Linked DNA regions of Mus musculus: all the other regions are linked to region 3. A link is a contact called in ENCODE POLR2A ChIA-PET data. All regions are on one chromosome and are shown on one strand. Each heading gives the region's core, a stretch centred on a gene start or an enhancer-like site at or near the end of the contact. The rest is flanking DNA. Distances are from core to core; before and after follow the strand shown. Region 1 holds the start of Taf6l (TATA-box binding protein associated factor 6 like). Region 2 overlaps Scgb1a1 (secretoglobin, family 1A, member 1 (uteroglobin)). Region 3 holds the start of Tut1 (terminal uridylyl transferase 1, U6 snRNA-specific).

Region 1 (4,137 bases), core at 907-3,406, 170 kb after region 3:
TTCACAGGACCTAAGTTCAATTACCCTCATAACTACCTGTTGTTACTCCATCTCCAGGGGATCCAGCTAGTCTGGCTTCCTTGAGTAGAGTCTGCTCATGTGCACACATACATACCTACAAATAAAAAATAATAGCAAATAAATCTTGGAGCTGGAGAGATGGCTCAGGAGTTAAGAGTACTTGCTCTTCCAGAGCACCAGCCTCAGGGGATATGATGCCCTCTTTTGACTTCCTTGGGCACCAGGCACATGTATAGTGCACAGATATACATGCATCAAAACATACATATAAAATAAATCCTTAAAAAATTTAAATTACGTGGTGGTGCGCGCCTTTAATCCCAGCACTGGGAAGGCAGAGGCAGACGGATTTCTGAGTTCGAGGCCAGCCTGGTCTACAAAGTGAGTTCCAGGACAGCCAGGGCTACACAGAGAAACCCTGTCTCGAAAAAAAACAAAAACAAAATAATAATAAAATTAAAAATAATAAATTAAATAATTAAAATTATTCTTTAAGGGGTAGAGAGATGGCTCAGAGATTAAGAGCACTTACTGATCTTTCAAAAGATCAGGGTTTAATTCCCAGCACCCACATGGCAGCTCACAATTGTCTGTAGCTCCTGTTCAGGGAATTTGACACCCTCACACATACATACAGTCAAAACAGCAGTGTAGTGGCTATTCCTGGTTGTCAGCTTGACTATATCTGGAATGAACTACAATCCAGAATTGGAAGGCTCACCTGTGATCCCGATCTTGAGGCTGGGAGATACAAGTTTCTGACCTGGCTCTTGGCATGGAGATCTTGAGGCATAGTGGCTATGAATCCCAGGAGACTAAGGCAAGGAGATTTCTGAGTGCAAGGTCATCTGAGACAAATCAAGTCCCAGATCCAGACTTGCTGGCACACCTGGGCCACACCTTCTGCTGGAGACCTACAATCAGGACATTGGAAAAAGGAAAATTCTCTCTTCTTCTGCTTGCCTCGTGGGATTAAGCAACTGCTAGATTCTTGGACTTCCATTCACAGCTCCTGCTGACCGTTGTTGGAGAGTTGGACAACAGACTGTGTACATCATCAACAAATTCCCTTACTATATAGAGACTACCCATTCGTTCTGTGACTCCAGATAACCTTGCCTTATACAACCAGTGTGTTTAAAAATAAAAAATAAATAGAGGATATAGCTCAGTGGCAGAACATTTGTCTATCAAATGCAAAGCTGTAGGTTGGATCACCTAAACCACAGTAAATAAATTTTACTTTCTTAGGGTTTCCTATATCCAAGGTTAGCCTTAATCTTGATATTTAGTCAAGGATAATACTGAACTTCTTATCCTCCCACTTTCAGCCCCCAAGTGCTGGCTAGTTCATGTCCTGCAAGTACTAGACAAGCATGTTACCAAGTGAACGGTATCCAGCTTTATGCAGGACTGGTGAAGTGGTGAAGACAAGTAAAAGAGCTTGTTGCTTAAGCCCAACAACCTGAGTTCCACTGTTGGTGCCTACAGGAGCATCAACTCCTCAAAGTTGCCCTCTCCCCCCCCCCACCCCCCGTATTTTTTGTGGGATTAAAGGCATGCTCCACCACTACCTGGCCCTCAAAAGTTGTTCTCTTATTTGCAAGTACAAGCACACATACAGAATTAAACTTTTTTTTTAAAAAAGATTTATTTATTTATTATATATAAGTACACTGTAGCTGTCCTCAGACATTCCAGAAGAGAGAGTCAGATCTCATTACGGATGGTTATGAGCCGCCATTTGGTTGCTGGGATTTGAACTCTTGACCTTCAGAAGAGCAGTGGGGTGCTCTTGCCCACTGAGCCATCTCACCAGCTCAAATTTTTTTTTTAAGATCAGAAACTAGAAAGCGGTATGGTAGCACACACCTTTGATCCCAGCATCCTGGAAGCAAAGGAAGGCCTATTAGTTCAAGACCAGCTTGTTTTATGCGGTGAACTCTAATTCAGTGTAAGCCAGGGAACACACACCTGTTAGCTAACCCAAAGGAGCTGTTGCTTTAAGAAGCGCCACTCACGTGACCAACGTCGCCCTAGTGGCTTTACCCGCACATACACACTGGCCAATCTTGAGGTGGTATGCCTCTTTGGTGGGCGGAAAACTCAGTAGACGGCCACCGATTGGCTCCGCATATGGAGGGCGGAGCCTGGGCGCGGAGAGAGGGAATTACCGTGAGCCGGTGAGTGGAAGCAGCCGTCCCTCCCCAGCAGGCGCCCTCCCAACCCCGGAGTCTGCAGGTGAGCAGGTCCTGCCCCGATCCAGGGATCGCTTCCCGCGGTGCTCTGCTCACCAGCCACGGAGCCCGCAGGACCCCGCCCCCTTCACCGAGCACGTGACACAAGTTCTGTAATCCCTGATCTCCCCACTCGACCCTGCACCCTTTGGAGCTGGGAGGGAGGAAGGTGGGTGGGAGGATTCACAACGTAGAAGTCCTTGGAGATCGGTTCCCACGCCTCCTGGTCAGGAGGACTTGGAACTGAGGGTGGGCAGGACGAGACTAAAGAGTGGGAGACCTTGGTCACAGACCGAATTTTGTGAGCTATCAAGACAGGGCTACATAATAGAGAAACTCCCTTCTAGCTTTCCACTTGCGCAGCACTGCATGGTTCCATTTTACAGATGGGGAAACTGAAGCGTACTCATCCAGTGCTGAGTCTAGTGATGGGACTTCAAATCTTTGGGCTACAAAGCCAGGCCTAGTTCAAACACAAGCCTACAGCTCATGAATATATTATCTTGAGTCGAATTACAACAGTGTTTGAGACCCAGCAGTCTAATCACCCGGTGCTTAGTGTTTGGTCTTGGACAGTTCAGGTAATCTCTCTGAGCTAAGACTTCCTCAGCTTTGTGAAATGGACAAATGTGTACAATTATATATCTCATACAATATTACTAACTGGGGGGGCCATGGGCATTTATGTGTTTAGAAAATAGCTGTGCTGGAAAGATGGCTGAGCAGTTGGCTAGTCTCCTTGGAGGACCCAGATTCAATTCTCAGTACCCACATAGCAGGTCACACCTGTCTGTAACTCCAGTTCCAAGGGACCTGGCACCCTCACACAGACATATACATGCAGGCAAAACACCAATGCACATAAAAGTGAATAAATCAGAAGTATTGACCCATGTCCTTAATAACAGCACCGGGATGGGTTGGTGGGCAGAGGCAGAAAGATCTCTGTGAATTGGAGGTCAGCAGGGTCTAGAGAGTGAGTTCTAGGACTGAATAGACAACATTGTCTGGAACAGCTATCCTTTTTTTTTTCAGCAAGTGTTAATGAGGGTATAGTATGTGCTGACCCTGCTGGAGGCCTGGGATGCAAAGGTGAGCGTACTGACCTGGTCTATTGTGCAACTTACAGTTACTGGGGAGCTGCATGCTGATGCCCAGCATCCCTGTACAGAGTGGAGTTGATGGTAACGAGCTGTGTTGGGTACTTACAGACTGTTCGAAGCTAAGGTGTCACATGTGTTAGGAAAACTCTGGTGCTGAGCTGCAGCTCCAGACTTTTTCTTTCTTTCAGGACAGGGTTTGTCTGTGTAGCCCAGGCTGTCCTGGAACTCACCCTGTAGACCAGGCTGGCCTTGAACTCAGAGATCCACCTGCCTCTGCCTCCCAAGTGCTGGGATTAAAGGTACATGCTACCACTGCCGGGCTCCAGCCTTTTTTTTTTACATTTTATTTTGAGATAGTCTAAGTTGTTAGGGTAACCTTGAACTCACTTCCTAGTTGACAAGGACAGTTATACAACCCAGGAAGGCCTCCCTGACAGTCAAACAGGGATCTAAGGAGGTAGTAGGTGATGGGTCACTGAGTCAAAGAGATTTGGAGAGAACAAAGAAGGGACAGTGTCAAACAAGAAACAGAATGGCCTGAAATAAGGAAATAGAGGTGGCCGTGGGTGGAAGTCTAGATCACAAGAGAAGAAGATAAGGTTTTGCAGACAGATGCTGGAAAGGCACAGGCATAGCCTGCCCATCATGGGCCAGTATCTTTGTTTAGTACAAAAGCAACAGGAATCACTGGGAGGATGGCTACGTGGGCTACGTAGATTGCCCACTTGTTCTGGAGATAAAGAATGAGGAACCCAGCCGGGCATGGTGGCGCAGGC
Region 2 (4,064 bases), core at 103-2,602, 130 kb before region 3:
CTCTGCTCCTAACTTTGTCTTTGTAACTCCATCCATGAGTATTTTGTTCCCCATCCAAGGCCTTCTAACCCTCAATTCCTCTCAGAATTTACTGTGGCTTTTGTCTGATAAGTCTCTGCACCACTACTGCATCTACTTCTGAGGTTCACTCACTATTGGGGGTGTGGGGTGTTTCTTTATTCTAGGAGAAAATCCTAACAAGTCCTCTGTGTAAGCAAGATTTAAGATTCTGAAGCTCACTGGATTTCAGAGATATTCTACTGCTAAAGCCTTGTCACTGCCCTGTGTCTCCTCGGCTCCTCGGCTTCCCCACACCAACCCCTCCTTCCTCTTTGCAATAAACTGCGAGCATCTCACCTGCCTGTGTGCAATGGTCTTTTTCTGTACCTGCTGGAGCCAGAGCATTGGAGCTGGAGTGAGTGAAGGGAACCAGAAGTAAGGGAGGACAGCTGAGTCCTGCCCTGGTGCCACACAAGATCCCACAAGTCCTCCTTCCTCTACACTTCAGTTATTTGCCATCAGTAGACTGCAATGCCCTACCTAGTAATAGAATGTTAAGTCCCACCATCTATTCAACAGCCCTAGCCTAGCTTGTCTAAAAGACCTGTAATACCATCCCTCCCTCCCCATGTCTGGTCCTAAATGTTACTGGATTCTAACTCCATCCTCTGGGCTACACTATTCCAGCCAGGAGCCTGATAGGCATCCCTTAGCCCTTCTTTGTCCAATCAACCGAGACCTCTGGGGTCATTCACTCCTTCAATATCTCCTGGCCACACCATCATCCCTGGCTGCTGCAATCCCAGAGGCCCCTTTACAGGCTGCCAGCTGACTAACTGCTAAGCAATTCAATGACCATGCATCCACCACAGGGAGTTTGATCCCATGTAAAATCTTAGCAGTGTTCCCACACTCCAGTCTTAAAAGCATACGGACCATAAATGTTCAAGCTCAACACAAGACCCATGACAGCCCTTGTCTCCCCCTTCTCAATCCAGACATCCCCTCTCTTCGACCTTTAGTTCCTAAAAGTCAAGCCCCACCTTGGGACCTTTTTGTACTGGCCACACACAATATCCGCTGCCCAAAAAGATGTTGATTGGTTTAGAATTTGTCCTAACATCAGCGAGCCTCCACTGGAGCCGGGCCACACCATCCCAAAAGGTTGAAAAAAGAGTAGAGTTGGAGGCGTGTGCAGAAGAGCTGTATGTAGAAATAGAAAGGGAAGAGGCAGAGGGCACCGGAACAAGGAAGCTATGGAAGAGAACGCCAGCCAGCCAGGCAGCCAGTTCAGCGCCTAGAAGCAGCTACATGGGCGGTTACGGGCCACGCCTGCTCCTGCGTCGTGGCCACCAGGGGGCAGTGTAGTCCATGCTACCGCCCCCTGCGAGTTTGAGGACTAGACCCCGCACCAACCCTTTGACTTTTGGGCGGGGCAGATGGTGAGAGTCATTCTCTAGCATCGATTTTAAATCGTTTTATCTGGCCTCTAAAGCTTTATTTGGGCAGAGTTTGTTTGCTTGTTTGTTTGTTTATTTGTTTGTTTTTGTCAAAATTCTGAGGAAAAACCCACCGAAAGGCACACAAGTAGTCTAGCACGGCACACAAGTAGCACGGCTGAAGCCTTCCAGTGACCGGCCAGTCCTATTGGAATTAGGAGTAATTCCACTCCCACAAGACCTCAAAGGCCATCCTGACATATCTAGACTCTGAGATGGCCCTGAAGACAGAGAGGACCAAGAATTGGTCCACCTGCCTGGTTTTAAAGTCCCATAGCAGAAACTGCAACCTTACAAGCTTTGGCTTGGCAGACATTAGCATATCTCTTTTATTTCTCACACAACCCAGAGCGGAGGCCCAGCTCCTGCCCTACTGATGGTAGAACCTCCCACACAGGACTCTTCAGGGTCAGTAAACTAGGGATAATGATGAGAAAAGTCCACCATAAACACTCATTTGTGTACACAGCACTAAAGCCACCACACCCACTCCTTCATTGTCTGCCAGAGGAGGGGCTGGGATTGTAAAAATTCCAGGGCAGGTCAGGGGGACCAGTGATTCCAAAAGAGACTATTTGTGGCAGGCTGGGCCCTGGTGGCGGCCCACTCCTTCACTCCCAAGGCCCTAGATTCTTCTGCATCCAGGTCATTCTGTCTAAGGTGCATATGTGGCCTCCCTCGAACTACCCACCTAGGTGAGCATTATTTAAATGGACAAGGTCCAAGGTCATAAAAAGTTGCGAATTTTAACGACTTATTCACTGCTAAGAAAGTATTTACCTTGCACAAACACAATGCCGATGACTGGGAATAAAAGGAAATACAATTATATTGCAGTGAATCTCTGCCTTAGAGATATCTGCTTTGGCAATGTGCAAGAATGTGTATTAGCCCAGAGAAAGGTACATACCTTAGGTTCTTCAAATGCAGAGAGTACTAGGAAACGTAGCTATCAGGAAACTGTTCGCTGTGCAAACATGAAGCCCCATGAGCACCCATGAGAGCTGCTGGGCACGAGGTGAATCTACGCATGCGCGTGCGCGAGTGCATGGCCAAATGCAAAAATGAACTGACTACAACCATAGAAAAGGTGAATTATCTGTGCAGTGTAAATGAAATTGGAGAAAAATAGGAAGTGGCCATTGGGATTTTGGTTTTTTTTCCCTGACCTGCTAAGTTAATATCTTGATCCTGCTAGTAGGCCAAGGTCCTGCCCAGGCCAGCATAGTTGGATGTTGTTGATGATGTTGTTTTAAGGAACCACTTGCTAAAAGTGGTGTTTACATTTCAAAAATAAAGAAAGGCTGAGTGTAGTGATGCCTGCCTTTAACACTCAAAGGCAGACAGTCTGAGTTCTAGGTCAGCTAAAACTACAGAATGAGACCATCTCAGGAGAGAGAGAGACAGAGAATCTATACTTCTATTTCTATAATCAGCCATCCTCACTATGAATATGCCAAACTAAAACATAGGAGGCAAATACACACTTCCTGAATTTGAAAAGTATTAAGCTCAAACTATGAAGATGATATTTTAAATGTTTCTGAGTCAAAAAATAAAAATAAAAAAGATTAAAAGCAGCATCTAGTGATACACACCTGTAATCCCAGCACTTGAGAGGCAAAGGCAGACGGATCACTACAAACTCAAGACCAGCTTTGTCTAAAAATTCAATAGCCAAGCATAGTGGTACACACCTCTAACCCTGGCATCTGGGAGGCAAAGGCAGACGGATGGCTGTGAATTCGAGGCCAACTTGGGTATGTAGCAAGTTCCAGGCCAGCCCAGAACTATTTAGTGAACTATGCTTCTGCCTCAAAAAAGGAAGGAAGGGAGAGATGGAGGAAGGAAGGAAGGAAGGAAGGAAGGAAGGGAGGGAGGGAGGGAGGGAGGGAGGAAGGAAGGAAGGAAGGAAGGAAGGAAGGAAGGAAGGAAGGAAGGAAGGAAGGAAGGGGAAGGGGAAAGGGAAAGGGAGAGAAGGAGAGGGAGAGAGGGAGAGAGGGAGAGAGGGAGAGGGAGAAAGAAAAAAGGCAAGGAAGGGAAAGAAAAGAAATTTAGCACTCTTAATTTTAACATTCATAACTCTGAGGAACCTGGGGAAGAGAAAGGTCATATTTCTTGGTGGCTTTGTGAAGAAAACTATGAATCTGGGTGAGGAAGAAAAAATTAAAACTATGCTACCCGCATCGTCTGCAACCACAGGAATTTTAGCCTGGAACGTCTCTACAGAGGGACTGCCTGCCATTTGCAGGCTCAGGAGCTTAGCCTGTTAGAACCTGGATCCATTGATTATCAGGAAAGCTGCTGTTTGTCACGTGAGACAGGGCGAATCTGGCAGAAAAATCTGTGACTCACAAGGCAGGAAGGGGAAAGCCAAAGCCAGTCCTCCTCAGCCTTATCAAGATGAAGGGGATAAGATGCTCTCCCGTTTGCAGCTGACACCAGGCCTGCTGTGTGTGAATACCAAGGCAGCTGTGGGTAGTAATTCACCTCTGCGTGATCAGTTGCTCCAAAGAGCTTCAAGCAGATGATGATAAAAAGAAGCCTTGACTGATGATGAGAGGG
Region 3 (4,155 bases), core at 1,562-4,061:
ATTTAAGCCTTAACACCAAAATATAATAATTTTTTTTAAAAATGCCTATTACTACTAATATAAACACACACACTCTAATAATTAACCCTGTCTTCAAGGAACTTACTATCTAGGATTACCAACAATATGACAGCTAGGCTGCTGTGATTTGGGTGAGCTGAACATAACTAAATATATTTTTTCTTTTCTTTAAGGTAAGGTAAAACATTAGCAGGAACAAGGCAAACATGGCTGCTTGTGGATGAAAACACATGTTCTCTTATGTCTTCTGTTCCATAAAGAGGCATTCTGTAGAGTAGTAAAGACTGTAGTGTCAGCATGAAGACATATTCAGATGAAGAAAAAGAAACTGATACCAACAAATCCCTATGTCCAGTCAACTAGTTTTCAAGTGGATAATAAGACCACTGGGAAAAGAATGGCCTTATAGATATACTGGGTCACCTGATAGTCAAAAGCAAAAGGATGGTGGACCCTTACCGCATCCTTATCATAACAAAAAAATTACTCAGATCTCACCAGCACACAGGCATGAATCACAGACAGGCAGTGATGGATAACTGATATGGGGATGGTTTGTAGAGATAAAGGCCACTTTCCTAGCATTCAAAAGTACCCAGGTTCAATCCCTAGAACTAAAAAACAACAGAGAGAAAAGAAAAAAAAGGGGGGGGGGGCGAGGTCCAAAGAATAGGGCAAATGCCTTTAATGTCAGCCTTTAATTCCAAGACCAAGGAGGCGGAAGCAAGTGAGTTTCTGTGAGTTCAAGGCCAGCCTGGTCTAGATAGCAAGTCCCAGTCAGAGTTACTAGGCAAAACCCATAGTTACGTGATAAGTACCCTGATACATGCATGCATACATACATACATACATACATACATACATGTCTGGTAAACAAGCCCTCCATAATTAATACTGGTGAATAAAAATCCAAAGGTGTCAGAAGCTCACCAACTGAGCTACTTAATGTTCTGAATTGTCTACCAAGGGCAAGCCAAAACAGACTGCAGGTTTCTCTCTCTGCATATGAAGCAAACACATTAATCCCAGAGCCATTCACTCTACCTTGTCCTTGTCCATGACAATATTGGCCACAGGGCCAAATGTCTGGAAGTACTCAGAGAGCTGAGCAGAACCCACATCCCTGGGGAAGCCACTGACAAACACACTTCGGAGTCCCTGTGCCTTCCTGGTAGCTCGGAGTTGCACCAAATCCCGGTGCTTCCGGCCTTTCAAGTGGGCATCGAGGCTGGGTCCTGGAGAGACAAATGTCAGACGTAAGCATAAAAAGGGTCTGTTAGTGTACCTGTTCTCTTGCTCTGCTCTGTACATATGGACATCTTCTGTTCCTTCAACGACAAAGGGTGACACTGGGACAGAGTTGTACCTCCTTCCACACTTGATATTCTTCCCTTTTCTACACAGTGCATTCTCTAAGGGGTCTAAGTGAGAAAGGGCTACAGTGTAGGTAGGTCTTAAACCAAACCAACAAGAAGCAGTAAGCAAAGAAACATCTGCACACTGGAGAAGAATTAAGTAACTTGTCCAAGGCCATATGTACAAGAACTAAATAAATTAGAGCCCTGAATAATTCTCAGGAATAAAAAGTAGGTATTCCATAGCCAGGCAGTGGTGGCGCACGCCTTTAATCCCAGCACTTGGGAGGCAGAGGCAGATGGATTTCTGAGTTCAAGGCCAGCCTGGTCTGTAGAATAAGTTCCAGGACAGCCAGGGCTATACAGAGAAACCCTGTCTCAAAAAACCAAAAACAAAAAAACAAAAACAAAAACAAAAAGGTGGGTAATGCAGACATAACATTTTCTCAGACATATGATGGAAATGATAGTGTCTAACATATAGGCATCATTCATGTACAGCTCCAGCCTTCTGGGATGTGGGCTTGGATGTGTAAGTGTAGAAAATTAGCTATTATTTAATTATCAGTCAGCTGCTTGGTGCCATGGAAGCATGTTATGTGAACAAAGAAGGCTCCTAAGTTGCTGGCTTGCCCTAATGAGCAGAGTGCTGGGGGGGGGGGGGGGGTGTCATTCACAAAGAAAATACTAGAAGGCCCTGTTTAGGGGAGATCACAATTGCGGACATAAAAAGTAGGATCTGATGTGTCATTGAGTCGTTCACAATGTCACAGAATGATCTAGTCCACCTTCCCTACACCTTTTCCTCACTGGCACCTTCGGCCCTCATTCAGATCACGCTATTTCACTCATCCTCGCCTCTAGAGAAAGCCTCCATTGGGGAGTCTCCGACTGAATTACTGCCTTCTCTGTGAACATACCCGTGGTGTACTGAAACTACCTCAGGCCAAACAATGAGTTCCTAAATCGCCTTCCCTACTCCAGAGACCAGCAGAAGTACCAGAAACAGAAGGGATGGACAGCGGGTGATGATTTTAAAGGGAATAATGAAACTTTCACTATGGAGATTTTCCATAGCAGGAACCACAGGTCAGATTTTTCCCCACTCTCCAGTGCCCTAGGATATGATGAGTGAAAATAGGTGGATGACCCTATTTTCAAAAACAAAAACACCAAAAACACATAACCTAGATAACCCTAACTTTCACTAGCACCCACCCTCCTCCCTCACTAGCCACCGCTTACGGTTGGCTGTAGTAACATCGCAGAGGCAGCAGCGAAAGCGGCCACGCGGCAGCGATACAACGTCCGAATCCACCGCCGCCATAGCCACTCTCCGGTACGGAACGCCTACAGCCTATTTCGCCGGAAACACACCGGAACACACAACTAAAAATTGTAACGTGCGTGCGGGGAAGCCACTTCCGTCAATGTAGTAGGAAGTGACGTCGTGTCCTTTGCTGCCATATTCCTCCAGAAACCTCGTTCGTAGGATTGAGAGTTCCAGCTCTAAAACACTTTCGGGAAAGGCCGCCCTTCGACGATGCTTATTGGCCTACAGTTAACTAGTTGGAGAGCTTCGTTCTACTCCAGCGTTGATTGGCCCGAAGAATCGTGAATATTCATTAAGCAGCCACAAAGGCGTGCTTGCTTCTTGACAGCAGAAGTCCTTCTTTGCCAAGTGGTGGCGGGCGATCTATGCCTTTATTTCACCACACAACTGCCCCCTCAATCTCTTATTTTACCCTGCGAATAGACGCAGAGGGTGGGTGTTTCCAATCGCTTGCCTTGTGGAGCTCAGGGACTCCCGCATCCTCAGGTCAGTTCCTTTCTCTGCAGCCTGATCCTTCTACAAGTGTTCTCAGAGCTGTCCATCCCTGTCTCTCCCACCCCCATCAGCTGGATTCAATGAGCGCAATGCCAGATGGCTGATAGCTTAGTCTGCCAGTTTCTTCCACAGATGTAGTCTGAATGAAGTATATTAACGAGGCCCGTTTCAAGGCAGTACAATGAAGAACTGACTACAGTGGTAAGAGATAAGGACATTCATTCAAGAATGTGGAACGGGAAGTGTAGCAGATCCCCAACCAGAATTAGTCGTGTGGTTTCAGAAGCAGAGGAGAGTATGAAAGCTGGTCGATCATAGGGCCCGTGATGAAATGGAAGGGCTACCAGGTGAGAGCTCAGCAGCTTGTGCTGTGATTATCAGCCGCACAGTAGACCTTAGGCAGAACACCAACCAGTCTGCGACCTTGACTGAGTCACCTATAAGGCCCTGTGTCCCTCCTTATTGGGCCCTCCTCAGGCATCTAATCCTTATGCCAACCCAAAAGAGCAGACCAAACCAAAAAAGAGAATACTGCAGTACGCTTAAAAGCAGGGGCAGTTGCTAAGGTTGATTGTTAATCCTGAGGCAGCAGTCTGTATACATACACCACTGAGCTTGAATTGCAGTCTTGCTTCCCCGTTGCTGAGATTAAAGGTAGGGATGTGCCAACACAAGCAGCATTTGTTGGAGTACATCTTTGCCTGTTAGCTAACATTTCCTAGAATGCCTAAATGAAAGTTAAGGCTGAGGATGTAGGTAGCTCAATAGTAGAGCACTTGCCTAGCATTCTCTGGGCCCTGGGACCAATTCCCTGGCATCCAAAGGACAAGTAGGTAACAGGCAGACATCCTCACACCCTTCTGTGGAGACGGAGAGCCCTTAGAGCTCGGAACAAATCTAGACCAAGATAATGCTTGCACTTCAGCCCCAATGGGAGAAGCTCGAGTCCCA

The links. ChIA-PET counts read pairs that join two places held with the same protein, here RNA polymerase II (POLR2A).
Region 1: POLR2A ChIA-PET joins it to region 3 with 11 read pairs in Patski. The contact joins the promoter of Taf6l here to the promoter of Tut1 in region 3. POLR2A ChIA-PET finds 5 or more read pairs at or near these places in 4 of 5 experiments (Patski and embryonic stem cell).
Region 2: POLR2A ChIA-PET joins it to region 3 with 17 read pairs in Patski. The contact joins the enhancer-like site here to the promoter of Tut1 in region 3. POLR2A ChIA-PET finds 5 or more read pairs at or near these places in 4 of 5 experiments (Patski and embryonic stem cell).

What each region holds. Positions count from the first base shown.
Region 1 is chr19:8,784,335-8,788,471 of GRCm38, reverse strand. Taf6l (TATA-box binding protein associated factor 6 like) reads left to right here and starts at 2,156. Exons shown (of 12, transcript NM_146092.2): 1 at 2,156-2,262; 2 at 3,294-3,350. The coding sequence starts at 3,343.
Region 2 is chr19:9,079,933-9,083,996 of GRCm38, reverse strand. It overlaps Scgb1a1 (secretoglobin, family 1A, member 1 (uteroglobin)), which reads left to right. Exons shown (of 3, transcript NM_011681.2): 3 at 186-355. The coding sequence ends at 233. Among named protein-coding and RNA genes, the nearest start is that of Scgb1a1, 6.0 kb to the left of the region's middle. Within about 2 kb of position 1,352, at least 2 of the 3 ENCODE cell types and tissues checked have a DNase peak (open chromatin) inside an H3K27ac peak, as active enhancers do.
Region 3 is chr19:8,952,488-8,956,642 of GRCm38, reverse strand. It overlaps Tut1 (terminal uridylyl transferase 1, U6 snRNA-specific), which reads right to left and starts at 2,811. Exons shown (of 9, transcript NM_197993.3): 1 at 2,622-2,811; 2 at 1,066-1,256. The coding sequence starts at 2,703.